Regions from separate parts of the Mus musculus genome. Here region 2 is linked to region 1. A link is a loop called in an ENCODE intact Hi-C map of the cell type or tissue named here. Cell type or tissue: left cerebral cortex. All regions are shown on one strand. Links, peaks and the distances in the headings refer to the core of each region. The heading gives the core; the rest is flanking DNA.

Region 1 (8,315 bases), core at 200-8,199:
GCTTTCTGTAACTATAACAAATTACTCAAGATATTAAACCATTAAAGTGGGAAGGTTCATTTGGCTCACACAGTTTTAAAGACTTTAGTATCATTTCAATTTGTTGCATTGCTTATGATCCTGTAGGAAGATGACATATTATAGAGTTGGGAAGATAAAGCAAAGCTGTTGACATTCTGGCCAGGATACATAGAGAAAGGTATAGAGAAAGGTAAGAAACAGTCAGAGAGGAAGAGGAAGAGGGAGACATAGACAGACAGAGAGAACATCAGAATACTCACAGAAGTAACAGCCCCCGGGTGTGCTGGTTAGTTTTTGTAAAATTGACACCAACACAAGCTAAGGTCATTGTTTCACTCGGTGTCTCTTATGGCATGGGTTTCACGATCCTTGTCATACTACTGCTTTGATTAGAGATTTTGGACCTTATCTCTGTATCTCCAGTCATGGCCCTGTCCCTAGGGCACTTCCATATGAGGTGCTGCAGGGAAGCCCACTCTACTGCTTCTGGAATGTTCTCTCTGTGGAGCTCAGTTCCTCCAATCACCACATAGAACATGTGGAATAGCTTAATCAAGCAGAAATACAGTAGATTTTAGCTTTGTGTTGTCAGCTGACTTTAATGTTGTAATACACGGATTGGTTGTGGTGACTATGATTTTATTGGCTAAATCTAGTATGATGCTATGATTCAGTGTCTGGAGAAGTCTCTAAACTTGATGATCAAAATGTCGAAAGATATTCATGAGAAGGTACTAAACCCTATTTATCACATGGTATAGTGGTCTAGAAACATGTTTCTTAGACTCAACAAATTCTCAATATATATCTTTATTATCTCCTTTGTACCTTGCTTGGTACCTTCTACTGTTATTCTCTCTCTCTCTCCTCTCTCTCTCTCTCTCTCTCTCTCTCTCTCTCTCTCTCTCCCTCTCCCTCTCCCTCCCCTCTCCCTCTCCCTCTCCCTCTCCCTCTCTCTCTCTCTCTCTCTCTCTCTCTCTCTCACACACACACACACACACACACACACACACACACACACACACACACACACACACACTCACACACACACACACACATACATGAGCCATGGACACTGACCCCCAGTACTGCGTAGTCATGGACTTAGATAAGACTTTCAGTAGAGGCTTGGACTGAGACTTCACCATGGCTCCAGGTGGCAGGGCTGGCCACTCACGGCAGGCTACTCCTCTCCACCCTTCAGTCTCCAGTTCCATCTTTCTTCATAGTGCCCAAGTTTCTTCACTTCTCTTTCTTTTCCATTTGACCTCTCCATACTTCCATATTATAGTGGCTCCTACTTCAGGCTAGCCATGCAGCTGGCAGGCCTCTGGGTGACATCCTCCATCTCTGCAGCCTGACAAGTTGGCAAACAGGTGTCTATGGCCTGCCTGTGTTATGGACTGGAGGGCAAGTCTGTGGGTGGCATGGCAGTCCTCAGGCCTCTGTCTTCCTCCTCTCATGCTTCCCTACCTGGTTTTAATTTGATTTATTTTGTTTTGTTTTATTTTGTTTTACAAGACTCAGACATAAGACAGCTTTGGCCACCAAGCCAGGCACCAAACTAGGATGACTGAAGGACTGCCATCTGCTCTGTCCCTGACTGATACAAGAACACCAACACCAACAAAGTGTCTCTTTGCTCATTGCCAGGGTATAAACTCTCCTTTCTTAATCTGTCTTTTGCTACAAGGCTCCCAGATGAGAATTAAGTATGGTAGCAGCAAAGCTAATTTTCTTCCTGTCACAGTCTTAGCTTCAGCAATAAATACTGATACTTGTTTTAACACAGCAAGGAGTTCACCTTTTAATCCTAGTCCACTGCCACTAACATCCCTTGCACGTCCGCCCCCAGTTGCTGATTTGGTCCAACACGTGCACACTCTCTCCATATGCCTGCACATGTATGAATACAACAAAAATAAGGGAGGTTTGTGGAATTGCAAGCTGTATGCTGCCCATGTGTAGCTTTTCTGATTATCATGCTGTTTTAGGATGAGACTTGATAGCTTGTTAAAATTCTCATTTGATGTCTTTTCATAAAAAAAGTACCTTATCAGCATGAGGTACCTGCTAGCCTGGTAGCAGCTTAGGGCCTCTCACTTATGTGGAGGGTTCCATGAGGCCACTCTCTACCACACTACTTCTTTGAGAATCTATGCATTTTACTTATTGTATCTAACAAATCAAAGATTGTTTTGATCCCAGATCTGTTTTGGCAGGTTTTCCGATCAACCAGGGAATTTTTATTTCAGTGGGAGACTTTAGAAAACTAAGTCCTTCAAAGTTTGTGAATTAAATTTCAGTGTCTTTGTAGTACAATGAGTCTATGACGCTATGAATATGCTCTAATGAAATATGAATTGGTGATATGTATATATATATATACATATATATATACATACACATGTGTATGCATATATACAGAATATGTTAATCAAGCTACTCTAGAGAAACAGAACCAATTAGATATGCAGTATGCAAGTAAGTCATAGGAAGTTGATTATGGATATTGCTTCTCTGGCTTTGAGGACTGAGATGTCCCAGGACATGCCCTCTGAAAAATGGGAGAACCTTTCTGTGGTCTTAACAATTGAACACACTGGAAATGGCCTGAAGACAGGAGGGACAATGAAGCTGGTGATATAACTCACTCTGACTGCAAAAGGAATGGGGTTGGAAGCTGGGGACCATTCATAGTTCTAGGTTGGATGCTTGAAGCTTGCTGGGTAGATAGAGTGAAGTGGTATAAGTCTCAGCCAGATTTCAAGTGAGTTCTGACTTTCAAAAGGTGAGTGTATCAGCTTAAGAGGGGATCAAAATTTCCCCTCTTTGTATTTTGGCACCACTGGGTACCAAATGGCAGACTTGATTATACCATCTGTATGAGTCAAGAGACTTTTTATTAGTCTGGAAATTCTTCTAGAAACACACACATACACACACACACACACACACACACACACACACACAGAGGTAAGTATTTCACCACCTATCTAGTTAACCTTTAACACAGTAAACTTCATTCATGAAATTAATCACAACACCTCTATACTCAATGACAAGTGCAGAAGTTAAAACAGCTTAGGTGGGTTGTTATGTGTTTTGCTGCATAATCAATAATCAGACTGACTCTGGTTATAAATGACTCTCAGGATTATCTGCATGCATAGCATGAATTCAAGTATTTTTATTTTGTTTTGTTCTAATATAATGTTTTCACATCATTTCTCCAGTGAACAGTCCTTAAATAGAACATTACTTTTGTAGAGAAATGTAGAAATGGAGTGCTAACTTATGCCACTTAAACACATGTAGCCTGAAATCATCTGAATGACTCGATAATTATACATATATATGTATGTGCATGCTTTTTTTTCATGGATTTCCAGAGATTCACTAATTCTTTCCCTGCTTCCCCCCTTCTCCTCTGTGTATAGGAATACAGGTGCACTGATACTATCGGGTCAATGTGGAGATCAAAAGAGTACCTTGACCAAAAGATAACTTTGATTGTTAGTCTTCTTGTTCTATTTGTTTGAGACAGGGCCTTTGTTGTTTGCTTATTGTGTACACAAAACTAACTGGTAAGTTTTCAAGGAGCCTTCTTTCTCTGCTCCCCTCTCTCATCATATAGCACTGGGATTATAGATAGTCTGGATATACATCGCTCTTAAAAAATGAGTTTAAAAAATAGTGGCAAATGCTATTACTAGTTGCTTAAGGTGTCTCCAATTGCCTTTTCAGTGATTCTTTTTTCTTTTTCAAGATTTTATTTTAATTTCGTGTGTATGATTGTTTGTGTGCATGTTTTATCATCAGATTCCCTATTACTGAAGTTACAGATGATTGTGAGCTGCCATGTGGTGCTGGAAACTAAATGTGGATCTTCTGTAAGAGCAGCCAGTACTCTTAACCTATGAGCTAACCTTTTCAATCCATCGATTTTAAAAATTATTATTATTATTATTACTATTAACTTTTACAGTGATTCTTGATACTCTCTTAATTGCAGGGATTTGATGTATATATGATGAAAATCTGAAAAAAAAAGATAGAAAAAAAATTCCATTATAATGCAGGGAGCAAAATAAAGGTCCAGAGTTAATGCAATAATAATGCAGAGACAAGGGGATTGCTTTGTTTTTTAAAAAAAGGAGGGGGGGCTGGAGAGATTGCTCAGCAGTTAAGAGCACTGACCGTACTTCTGAAGGTCCTGAGTTCAAACCCCAGCAACCACATGGTGGCTCACAATCATCCATAATGAGATCTGATGCCCTCTTCTGGAGAGTCTTAAGACAGCTAGTGTACGTACATATAATACATAAATAAATCTTAAAAAAGAAGATTGCTGTGCTGCCAGGTCGTCAGAATCTGAAGAGATTTACTTGATGTATTTGTTTCTTTTCTGTTACCATGATAAAATACTACAATCAATGCAAATTATAGACAAAAATGTTAATTATGATGCTCTGCTCCAGAGTATTATAACCCATAATGGTGAATACAGCATAACATCAGCCAGCCAGAGCAAGAAGCTTAGAGATTATATCTTCAACCAAAAACATGAACAGAGAGCAACCTGGAAGCAGGAGTAGGCTATAAATCCTCAAAGGCCACCCACAGTGGCCTCCTAAACCTCCCCAATAATACCACCAACTAGGGGCTAGGTGTTTGAATGTACTAGCTTATGTAGGACATTTCGAAATGAAACACCACTTAGTTTTCATGTCATTAAACAAGAGAGGAGAGATTATTTTTTTTCCTTTCAGAAAAAAAGTAGTGGCTAGTGGTGCTAAAAATACTTGGAACCAAAAGATAATAGAATCATGTACATCATCTAATGTTCTTAATATGGGTGGTATGTGTAGGAGGACTAAGAGGTCACAGGCAAACAATCCAATGTGGAACAGCATTTCCTAAGGAAGAAGTGCTTTGTCAGTGTGGAGATCTCAGTTTCACTGAGATGTCAGAAGCTGTGTTAACAAGAAAAAGGCAGCTGCTTAGGGAGAAGTTTGCTTATTCTCCTAACCATGGCACTTGTTAGTTCGAGGTGGCCATTAAATGGGGTATCCTTGAAATTATATGATGGGATCCTGGCAGCTGGTGCTGAGAATGCAAATGCTGTTTCAAGCAACATCCCTGGCTCTCAGAAGCTTCTTGGGAGCAATCCCAGATGGCTCACTTAGCAGGAAACTCATTTCTCTGTTGCTCCAACCACTTTCTAGAATCCCTAATGCTCATCAGACAAAAACCACAAGTAGGTAGTCGCTCCCCTGTGTTCAGTTTGCAAGTTATGTGAACACTTTCAGTGTAGGAGCGCATCATTAGGAAGCAGGCTATTCATCCTGTTTATAATTAATGTTGTGGCTTGGGGGTTTTGAGTCAATGAAATTAATCCAGTCGGGTAGTAGACTGTGCTCATAGGATAAGAAGCTGGAGTCAAAGGCATCTTAGGCTGGTTCTGGAATTCAGTACCCATCAGACCCACTCTTCTTGATATCTTCTATGAACAACATTAAAATTATAGAAGATTAGGATGCAGATGTATGGTGGAGCTAATTAAAGAACTGGAATATTTGAGAGAAGTTGAGGTTGAAAGGAAGGACTAAGGATTTGTAGAGGGAGGAAAGTCTTAAATAGTAAAATAATGAGTCAGTATTGTGTGGTATAATAGAAAGAATGTTATCCCCGTGGCTAGGGGGCCATTGACCTTTATAACTTTAGTTTATCCTTTATGCAAATGTTAATATGCTCAGTTGCGTTTGACCACAGGGTTGCCAAGTATCATATTGAAGAAACAGTTAGAAGATAACAGGTAGACAAGGCTCTTTCATATTGCCTCAAGGGGATATCTTTCTCTCATTAGTATTTTTTAAGCATTAGAAACCTTTTGAAAGATGAGTAAAATTAACAGGTTTCTGAAAGCAAATATTGAAGACAGATGATGACATTTGATGTTTGTTGCTATGGAGACAAGAAGCCTATAGACCATCTCAGACCAAAGGGGAGATCATGAGAGAGATCACAGCAGAAGAAAAGAGATGGGAGTGGTACCTAATTTATTGATACAATCTGAATACCTTTTATGTTTTAGGCACTTAGTTATATGCATGAAAAGCCAGATACTTGGTCTTAAGTAATTTGTGTTCTAGTGGAATACACAACAGTAAGTATTTACATCATGATATGAATGTTTTATCTGAACCCTAGCAAGGGAAACAGCTCATGTAAAAAAATGTTAATCAAAGTGTGAACGAAGAGATGAAGCAGGTGATGAGGGGGTGTTGACGACAACATTAGAGTTTGGATGATAAGCATTGACAGACTCCTTGGTCTTACATTTTAAAAGTGGTTATTTCTTTGTGTCTGTGTGAGACTATATCATATGTGTGCAGGTGCCCTAATATGCCAGAAGAGAGTGTTGAATCCCTTGGATCAGTAGATCGAGTATGACCTACTGACCTAGGAAATTGAACTTGGATCTTCTAGAAAAGCAGCAAGTTCTTACTATTAACCATTGAGGTTTGATCAAGCCCTTTTGCCTTTCATTTTTATTTTTTATTAGGTATTTATTTCATTTACATTTCCAATGCTATCCCAGAAGTCCCCCAGATCCTACCCCACCCACTCCCCTACCCACTCACTCCCACTTCTTGGCCCTAGCATTCCCCTGTACTGAGGCATATAAAGTTTGCACGACCAATGGGCCTCCCTTTCCACTGATGGCCGACTAGGCCATCTTCTGATACATATGCAGCTAGAGACACGAGCTCCAGGGGGTATGGTTAGTTCATATTGTTGTTCCACCTATAGGGTTGCAGATCCCCCCAGCTCCTTGGATACTTTCTCTAGCTCCTCCATTGGGGGCCCTGTGATCCATCCAATAGCTGACTGTGAGCATCCACTTCTGTGTTTGCTAGGCCCCAGCATTGTCTCACAAGAGACAGCTATATCAGGGTCCTTTCAGCAAAATCATGCTAGTATATGCAATGGTATCAGCTTTGGAGGCTGATTATGGGATGGATCCTCAGGTATGGCAGTCTCTAAGACCACTAGTTGCTATGTAGAAATAAGGAGTTCGTTATAATGTGATTTCAGTAACACAGGTGAATGATGTCCACTCTTTAGTTTTGATGGTCATTGCAGAGACAGAGCATTAGCAGTCAAGACATGGAAAACACATCAAACTTCAACTTTTGAGAAAAAGGAGTTCAGAAAAATTCTTCACAAATCCTTAAATAAGATAACCATAAATAAATAAGCCATGATCTATCTCTGTATCTGCTACTTTGGTCTATTGGTGATAGCATTACCTGTGCTGTGATAAGTAAGAACAGGGGGTACCAGTGGAAGAGGGCACAGCTAATGACAGGTGTTACACAAACAGTCATGCATGGACACATCAAACCATAACTGGCTTCCACAGTAACTCCTGGGGGAGGTAATGAGGCACTATTACATCGTCAAGTATTTTTGTCTGTTGGATTCCCAGAAGGCTTGGTGAGTGCTGCACACAAGTGTTAGGGATGTTACTGACCCAGTAACAGAGTACAGTTGAGTGGTGGACCCACCCATCCCCCAACTGCTCAATTTTCAGAAATTCAAGTGTGAAAATGTAGAAAACTCCTGTTCAGAACTATTCTCCCTTGACTAATCTAAGCTTTGTGAACAGGGGTCCACAAATTACCTGAGAGTGGACAGATTAATTATTACATACAGAGAAAAAATATTGCATAATACAAGAGGCTTTAGATGAAGGGCTGTCTGAACAATTAAAGACTGGGCTGAAACATCAATTTAAAGGCAAGGGAGGGGGATCTTATGGGTGACAGATGGGCTTTTGGGAACTAAGCAAGGGTAGGGTGGCTTGTCAGTTTGTTGATGACCTGAGTGTGAGGGTGAGGGAATGGCATCTCCTAACTGGAAACTCACTCTCATGGAGGACTGTGGCAGTTTTCTTTTTGGAAGACCTTTTCATCAAGCAAGAAAAATCTTAGTTTCAAATCCTAAAGAAACTGGGGACAAATGGGTACCTATGGTGCCTTTTAGCATACTAACATGTCTGCTTGGCCTCTAGGCTCATTCAGGACCAGGGGCTCCACTAAGAACTTCTTATCCTTCTTCCTACCCTAAACCTCTCCATCTCAGGTTTCAAGTCTCCCCAGCTTTGCTTTCCTACATAATCTTGTCATTTCAGCCACTAACACTCTTGGATCTCACCCTCATGGTCCCCTACTGTAGTTCTCTTGGTCTGTAGCTCCTCTCTTGGTCTGCTTGACCTCTCTCTTCTT
Region 2 (8,315 bases), core at 58-8,057, 150 kb before region 1:
GGATTAGGGATGGGATAGGGAGTTTTTGGAGAGGAAATGAGGAAAGGGGATAACATTTGAAATGTAAACAAAGAAAATAGCTAAAAAAAAAAACCAAAACAAAACATCCCTATTGCATTCCTTCCTCCTCCCAGTACCATTCTTACAAATCCCTCCCTCCCCCATGTTATTCCCTCTTCAGATAAGGGGAAGCCCCTGTTGAGTATCACCCTACCCTTGGTCAACTAGTTGCAGCAGGACTAAGCATATCCTCTACTACAGAGGCCCAACCAGGCAGATCAGTTAGATTCAATGGCAGGCAACAGTCAGAGACAGCCATGTCAATTGCTAGGGAACCCACATGAAGACCAAGATGCACATTTACTACAAGTATGCAGGGGGGCTAGGTTTTCCCCAGCATGCTCCCCAGTTGGTGGTTCAGTTTCTGGGAACGCCCAAGGGCCCAGATTAGCTGGATCAGCAGATCTTCCTGTGATGTCCTTGACCCCTTCAGCCTGCTCAATTCTATCCCCCACTCTTTCACAAGACTTTCTGAGTTCTGCCTAATGTGTGGACATGGGTCTTGGCATCTATTTCTATCAGCTGCTGGATAAAGCATCTCAGGAGATAGCCGTACTATGTTCTTGTCTGAAAGTATAACAGAGAATCATTAATAGTGTCAGAGTTTGCTCTCTCATGTGGATGGGTCTCAAGTTGGAACAGTTGTTGCTTGGCCATTGGCTCAATCTCTGCTCCATTTTTATCCCTGCACATTTTGGGTTGAAGGTTTTATGGGTGTGCTGATGTTCCCCTCCCTCCAGTAGAAGTTCTGCCTGGCTACAGGAGGTGGCCACTTCAGTCTCCATATCCATCTGTTGGTAGGAACCATAGCAAGGGTTACCCCCATAAACTCCCCAGAGCCCGCTCCCTCCCCTACCCCTTCCCAGGCCTCCAGCTAGTCCTACCAATTGTCATTCTCATTTCAATCCCTTTCCCCACATCTGACCCCATCCCTATTCCCCTTCTCATCCCCTCTTCCATCCAGGTTCCTCTCTCCATCCACCTCCAATGACTATTTGGTTTCCCCTTCTGAGTGAGATTCACTCATCCTCCCTTGTATCCTCCTTATTACTTAGCTTCTTTGTGTCTGTGGATTGTAGCATGGTTATACTGTACTTTATGACTAAGGTCCACTTATAAGTGAGTTCATGCCATATATGTCTTTCTGGGTGAGTGTTACCTCATTCAGGATGATATTTTCTAATTGTACCCATTTGTCTGTAAATTTCATGATGTCTTTGTTTTTAATTGAGGAATATTCTACTGTTTAGATGTACCACCTTTTTTTTTTTTTTTATCCATTCTTCAGGTGAAGGACATTTAGGTTGTTTCAAGTTTCTGGCTATTATGAATAAAGCTGCTATGAACATAGGTCAACAGATGTCCTTGTGGTATAGTGGAGCCTCTTTTGGATATATGTCCAGGAGTGGTATCACTAGGTCTTAAGATAGAACTATTCCCAATTTTCTGAGAAACAGCCAAATTGATTTCCATAATGGTTGTACAAGTTTATACTCTCACCAGCAATGGAGGAGTTTTCCCCTTGCTCCACATCCTCACAAGCATGTGCTTTCCTTGATTTTTTTTTTTAATCTTAGCCATTCCAATTGGTATAAGATGGAACCTCAGAGTTGTTTTAACCTGATGACTAAGGATGTTGAACATTTCTTTTACTGTTTCTTGGCCATTAGAAGTTTCTCTCTAATGAGAATTCTGTTTAGTTCTGTGTCCCATTTTTTTTTTTTTAAATTGGGTTATTTAGGTTGTTAGTGTCTAATTTCTGGAGTTCTTTCTATATTTTGGATATTAGTCTTCTGTCAGATAGTTGGTTGGTGAAGATCTTTTCCCATTCTGTAGGCTGCTGTTTTGTCCTATTAATAGTGCACTTATCCTTGTAAAAATCTTCTCATTTTCATGATATATTAATCATTAACCTTAGTGCCTGAGCTATTGGTGTTATGTTCAGGAATTTTTCTCCCTTGCCAATGTGTTCAATGAAATTTCTCCACTTTCACTTCTGTTAGATTTAGTTTGTCTGATTTTATCTTGAAGTCATTGATCCACTTGGACTTGAGTTTTGTACAGGGTAATAGATATGGTTCTATTTGTATTAATCGACATGCAGATATCCAATTAGACCAGCACCATTGGTTGAAGATGCTTCCTGTTTTCCATTTTATGGTTTTGGCTTCTTTGTCAAATATCAAGTATCTAGAGCTGTCTAGGTTTATTTCTGGGTATCTGATTCTATTTCATTGATCAACCGCCATCTCTGTTTTTAATGCCAATATCACGCAGTTTTTAACAATATTGTTATGGAATATAGTTTGAAATCAGGGATGATGATACATTTAGAAGTTCTTTTATTGTACAGGATTATTTTGGTCATATTGGGGTTTTTGCTTTTCCATATGAAGTTGAAAAATGCTCTATCAAGGTCTGTAAAGAATCATGTTGGATTTTTTAATGGTATTTGGATTAAATCCATTTGCAATGTGAATATTTTCACTATGTTAATAGATTGGTAAAACCATGAGCATGGGAGATCATTCCATTTTTTGGTAGCATCTTCAATTTCTTTCCCCAGAGACATGAAGTTCTTGTTATACAGGCCTTTCATTTGCTTGGTTAGCATTTCACCAAGATACTTTATATATTTTTAGCTATTGTAAAGGATTTTATTGGTAACTTTTTTCTCAGCCCATTTATCATTTTTATAAACAGGACAACTGATTTTTTTTCAGTTAATTTTGTACCCAGCCACTCCTTGAAGGTGTTTATCAGCTGTAGAAGTTCTCTGGTAGAATTTTGGGGGATTCATGTACACTATCCTATTATCTTCAAATAGTGATACTTTGACTTCTTCTTTTCCAATTTGTATCTCTTGATTTCCTTTAGTTGTCTTATTGCTCTGGGTAGAACTTCAAGTACTATGTTGAAGTTTAGTCTACGTCTAGAATATATTAGATATGGGGAGAGTGTTCAGCTTGTTATGTCCTTAATTTTAGTGGAATGGGTTTTTAGTTTCTTTCCATTTAATGTGATGTTGGCTATTGGCTTGTTGTATATTGCTTTTATTATGTTTAGCTATTTACCTTGTATTCCCAAACTCTCTAATACTTTTAACATGAAGGTGTGTTGGGTTCTGTTAAAGGCTTTTCCACCATCTAATGTGATGATCATATGATTTTATTCTTTCAGTTTGTTTATATGGTAGACTAATTTGATGGATTTTTGTATATTGAACTATCCCTGCATCCCTGGGATGAAGCCTACTTGATCATGGTGGATGAGGTTTTTGATGTATGGATTTTGTTTGTGAGTATTTTATTGAGTACTTTTGCATCAATGTTCATATGAGAAATGGGTTTTAGTTCCCTTTCTTTGTTGAACCTTTATGTGGTTTAGGTTTCAGGGTGACTGTGGCCTCATGGAATATGTTTGGCAAATTTCCTTCTGTTTCTATTTTGTGGAATAGTTTGAAGAATAGTGATATTATCTCTTTGAAAATCTGGTAGAATTCTACACTAAAACAATCTGGCCCTGGGTGTTCTTTGGTTGGGAGACTTTTAATGACCGCTTCTATTTCATTAGGGGTTATAGAACTATTTAGGTAGTTTACCTGATCTTGATTTAACCTTGGTAAGTGGTATCTGCCTAGAAAATCACCCACTTAATTTGGATTTTTAATGATTCTTCGAATTTGCTCAGGCTCTGTTGCTATGTCACCCTTTTCATTTCTGATTTTGCTAATTTGGATACTATCTCTCTGCCTTTTGGTTAGTTTGGCTTAGGGTTTGTTTATCTTGTTTATTTTCTCAAAGAACCTGCTCTTGGTTTCATTGATTCTTTGTATTATTTTCTTTGTTTCCATTTTATTGATTTCAACCCCAAGTTTGATTATCTACTTCTATTGGATGTGTTTGCTTTTTTTTCCCCTTAGAGTTTTCAGGTGTATTTTAATTAATCAGTATGAGAACTCTCCAGTTTCTTTATAAAGGCACTTAGTGCTATAAACTTTCCCCTTAGCACTACTTTACTTTCATTGTATAGCATGATTTTTCAACACCAATCTATGCCTGGTCTTTTCTCAGAGCCTTACTCTTGGCTTTTGTGAGTGCATTTCTGGTCTGACCTGAATTATTGATTCCAACTTTTTGCCAATTTCATTTACACAGAATTTTTACTAGGATGCTTTCCTCTAACTTTCTAACATACTTTGTTGCCTAGACTTTACTCTAGGCATTTGTGGTCTCATTTTTGCGTGGATTTTTCTCTTCTGCACCAGGCCTGGATTTTTAGCAGGTGGGGTCTCCTGGCACATTTCCCTGGTATTCACCCGTCCTGGCTGCCTGGTCTTTTCACCTTTCCTTTATCATGGCTTTTGCCCTGATTTTTTCTAGAGTATTTTTATCTTGACCTTTCTGTTCCTCCTTTCTTCCATGTACGGGCTTGTTTTGTGTGTCACTGTGACAGAAGCTGGTGTCATCACAGAGAAAGGAGCCACTGTTGAGGAAATGTCTCCATGACATCCAGGTATAGAGTATTTTTTCCATTAGTGATCAATGGGGGAGGGCTCACCCCACTGTGGGCGGTACTATCCCTGGGCTAATAGTCCCGGATTCTATAAAAAGGCAGGCTGAGCAAGCCAGGGGAAGCAGACCAGTAAGCAACAACCATCCATGCTCCTGCATCAGCTCTGCGCAGGTGGGTTTGTGCATGTGAAGGCACAAGCTTGATGTAGGTAATCATCCTCTTCCAATGTCTTCAATGAGGCAATGTCTTCTAATCAAACCTAGAACTTGCTAATCTAATACTGGATAGTTTCGATAGACAGGCTTCTCTGAAGATCCTTAGTCTTTGCCTCCCTAGGCTGGAATTGCAGGTTAGTTGCCCATGCCCAGTTGTCATTTGCTTGAGTTTTGGGGGATTAGAACTCTGATTTTCAGCTTCAGTGGCAAGCACTTTAACCACTGAGCCAATACTCCAGTCCTAGAAAAACAAGTCTGTGTATTTGTTGCAATGTTTGGCTCTAGACATTTTTCTGTTTTGTTTGTGAAGCAATGTCTGGTTAGGTTGGCTTTAAACACTGAGTTTTCCTGCTGCAGTGTTTCAGGTGCTAGGAGTTATCATGTCAGACTGGGGACCAAGAATTTTCTCTGTTTAACCCTAGGATAGTTAGCTGCACAGTGAATGATACACAAGAACACTTCTCTCTTTATTTTTGACATTACCAGAGACTGCTTAACAAAATTAATGCAAAATTTATTGGTTTTCTATTCTCCCAGCCTCCCTTGCAGTTAGCACAAGGCATAAAATCAGTCCTAGAACATAAAATATGAGCCTAAAACTTTCTCCTGTGAAGGATATTTCCCTCCTTAACATATATGAGGGGAGGGGCTAGAGAGATGGCTCAGTTAGTTAGAAGTACTGGCTGTTCTTCCAAATGACCTAGGTTCCATTCCCAGCATGCACATGGCAGCTTACAACTGTCTGTCACTCCAGTTCCAGGGGATCCAACACCCTCACACAGACATGCAGGCAAAACAGCAATGTATATAAAAAACAGAGTGAAAAATGCATGAGGGGATAGAGACTGTGACTGGGGATATTAATTAGTCAAGGGTTTCAAAGTTCATTTAGCCAGGATGAAAGGTGATGAAGAGCAATTATATAGCATAAAGGTAATGTTTGATCATATAGTATGGTCTTCTCTCAGACAGTAGATTGTAAATGTTCTTGCGATAGAAAAATTGGTATGTGAGGGGAAAGATATTTTAGTTTGATTTGTTCACACTCGGAGTATATATTTTGTCTGTTAGTTATACCTAACTTGATCTGGGAAAACAACAGTGAGTGAGGAATTAAAAGGAGATATTCAGAAGCATCTTGTCTGCTCACCTGCTTACCGTGTTTGTATGTGGTGAGACCTAACATGGTAGATGCTGTCTCCAGATATGAGGTCATCATAGACCCAGCATGGAACCCAGCACGAGGACAGAAGCAAGATGATGGACAGGTCCTGGTTTTCATAAGCCCCTTAGAAACACTTTCCTTGGGCTTTTGCAAAACAAACTCAGTATGATTTAAGATACTCAATGTACAGCTCTATTTAATTCCAACTAAAAATCACTAAGTGATAACAAAAACCCTCTGAGTACGGGGTAAGTTGCCACAACCAACAGTGTTGATGATGCTCCTAAGAGGCATACAGCAAGTGGCCTAGAATTGGGGATCTGTTCTTCAATACTCACGTTTATTGCATAGGGTACTTCTGGGAAGTCCTAATCACAGCCAAACAACCATTGCTTCTTTTTTCCCCTCTTCTCTCCTTTCTTTCTTAGTTTTAAAAATGTTATATATACATTTAAATATTATTATAAATATACTTATATATATTTATAAATATTATATATATATGTATACACATACATATATACATACATACACATATATATGTATGTCTATATACATATATATAAATACAAATGTATATATATATATATATATATATATATATATATATATATATATATGGGTGGGGTTTTTATTTTTTATTTTTTGCCTGAATGTGTCTGTACACCTCATTTGTGCAGCACCTGTAGATGCCAGCAGAAGGTGTCGGATCCTCCAGAACTGAACTTGACAGATGGCTTTGAGCCACCATGTGAATGATGAATATTGAATCTAGGTCCCTTGGATAAGCAGTCTCCACCTCTCTGAATACCACAGTTTCTTATAATCACAAATCTCTATGGAGAGACTTTTTATGCTGTTACACATCAGTTAAATCACCAAGAGACTTTCAAGTGCAGAGATCATTCCCTGCTTGGGTCATCTGTTCCTCAGGTTCAGCACTTGTCTCTTCCCCAACACAGTAGGTGCTCCAAAACTGTTTTCACAATAATAAGAGGCTATTCTGGTAAAATCAGTATTTTAATTATTGTAAAACATTTCCAAGTCCTGCATAGCACATTTCTAGAAAATGGTATTCTCTGGATACATTTTAGAAGACATATTAAATGTTCAAACATTTAACAGTTGGTTTTCACTAATAAACAAAACAAAAAGCAAAACACTACATTTCCATTTCATAACCATCTTCCGTTATCCCAGATTTCAGCTCCTACCTCTGTATCTGCCATTGAAAGATGAGACTGAATTTAGCCTAGTAATTCTCTAGCTGCAATGATGCATTCCCTCATTGAAGATGCTGTTATGATCAGTAGACTGTGTTTAGTGAAAAAAAAATAATTCACATACAGACATTTGAAGAAAAACATTTAAAAATTGTTCAAGTTGAACCAATGGGGAGATATGCTCCCTCTAAACCTTTGGCTGCTAGAGCTTTATGGCCCAGTCACTCTGCAGGCAGTGTGGTTGTCTGAGAGCTCACTGAGTTTAAATTTTATTCATTTCTCTACTCCACAGACACCTTTGAATGACTTGCTATGTGTTAGAGCTCTCTACCAGCATATTTTTATTTGTTATTTGGGGATTTCATACAATGTACCCCAATTACACTTGCTCCCCAGTCCTCCCAGGTCCACCTGCCTACCCTTTCCCCCCTCCAAAAAAAACTCCACCAAGTCCAATTTGTGTTGCCCATATACTCACTGGAGTATGGTCAAACTCCCAGTGGCCAGCCCTTAAAGAAAACTGAGTCCCCTCCTGCCACACACACAGCAGAAGCCAACAACTATGAAGAGCTATACTTACTCTTGATCACAATTTTAAGGTCTTTCTTCAATAGCTTCCTGTCTGGACTGTGTCTTTTGATGGGGAGTCTTCACAGAATCCTTTAATGTCTCTTATTTTTAGTTATGAGACTGCAAAAGAATAAAAGACTATTCCTTGCCCATGCCAGGTATCATAGACTTTCATATGGTTTTCTGCAGCATCATGGACCACAGACGTCCACAAGGCCTTTGGTAGCAGCACAGACCATGGAAGTCTTTCAAGGAGACTTAAGGGAGAAAGCAAACATTCTTCATCTTGGACATGTTGTTGTTTACAATTAGGGTGGTGGTGTGGTTGGACAGTGATTGGGGGCAGGACCTACACAAGCTCCAGGCCACTATATACCACTGTGCTCTGGGTGCCACACAGTGCCCTGTTGCCCCAAAGCAGGTTGAGCAGCAGAAACAGTGGTGGTGTGGCTCAGTGGGCATCAAAGGGCAAGCCAGGCTTTTCCATCAACCATGTCTGCACTGCCATATCTGTTTCTATCATCATGTTTCTACTTCCATTTCTTTCCATTGCTGCTCTTTTTTGTC

Evidence for each region. Peaks named below come from ENCODE experiments on the same cell type or tissue, not always from the same donor. Only the 100,000 strongest peaks of a DNase experiment are listed, where the experiment ranks them.
Region 2: it touches region 1 in a loop (2.3-fold over the local background); 3 of 42 quality-filtered maps call a loop at or near these places.

The regions. Positions count from the first base shown.
Region 1 is chr3:57,038,912-57,047,226 of GRCm38, reverse strand. It overlaps LOC115489838 (a small nucleolar RNA gene), which reads right to left and starts at 1,678; the gene lies at 1,536-1,678. In left cerebral cortex, for the core only: no CTCF peak of the experiment used is centred there; a DNase peak (open chromatin) is centred at 5,189.
Region 2 is chr3:57,190,834-57,199,148 of GRCm38, reverse strand. No RefSeq gene overlaps it. Among named protein-coding and RNA genes, the nearest start is that of Tm4sf1, 110 kb to the left of the region's middle. In left cerebral cortex, for the core only: no CTCF peak of the experiment used is centred there; a DNase peak (open chromatin) is centred at 4,394.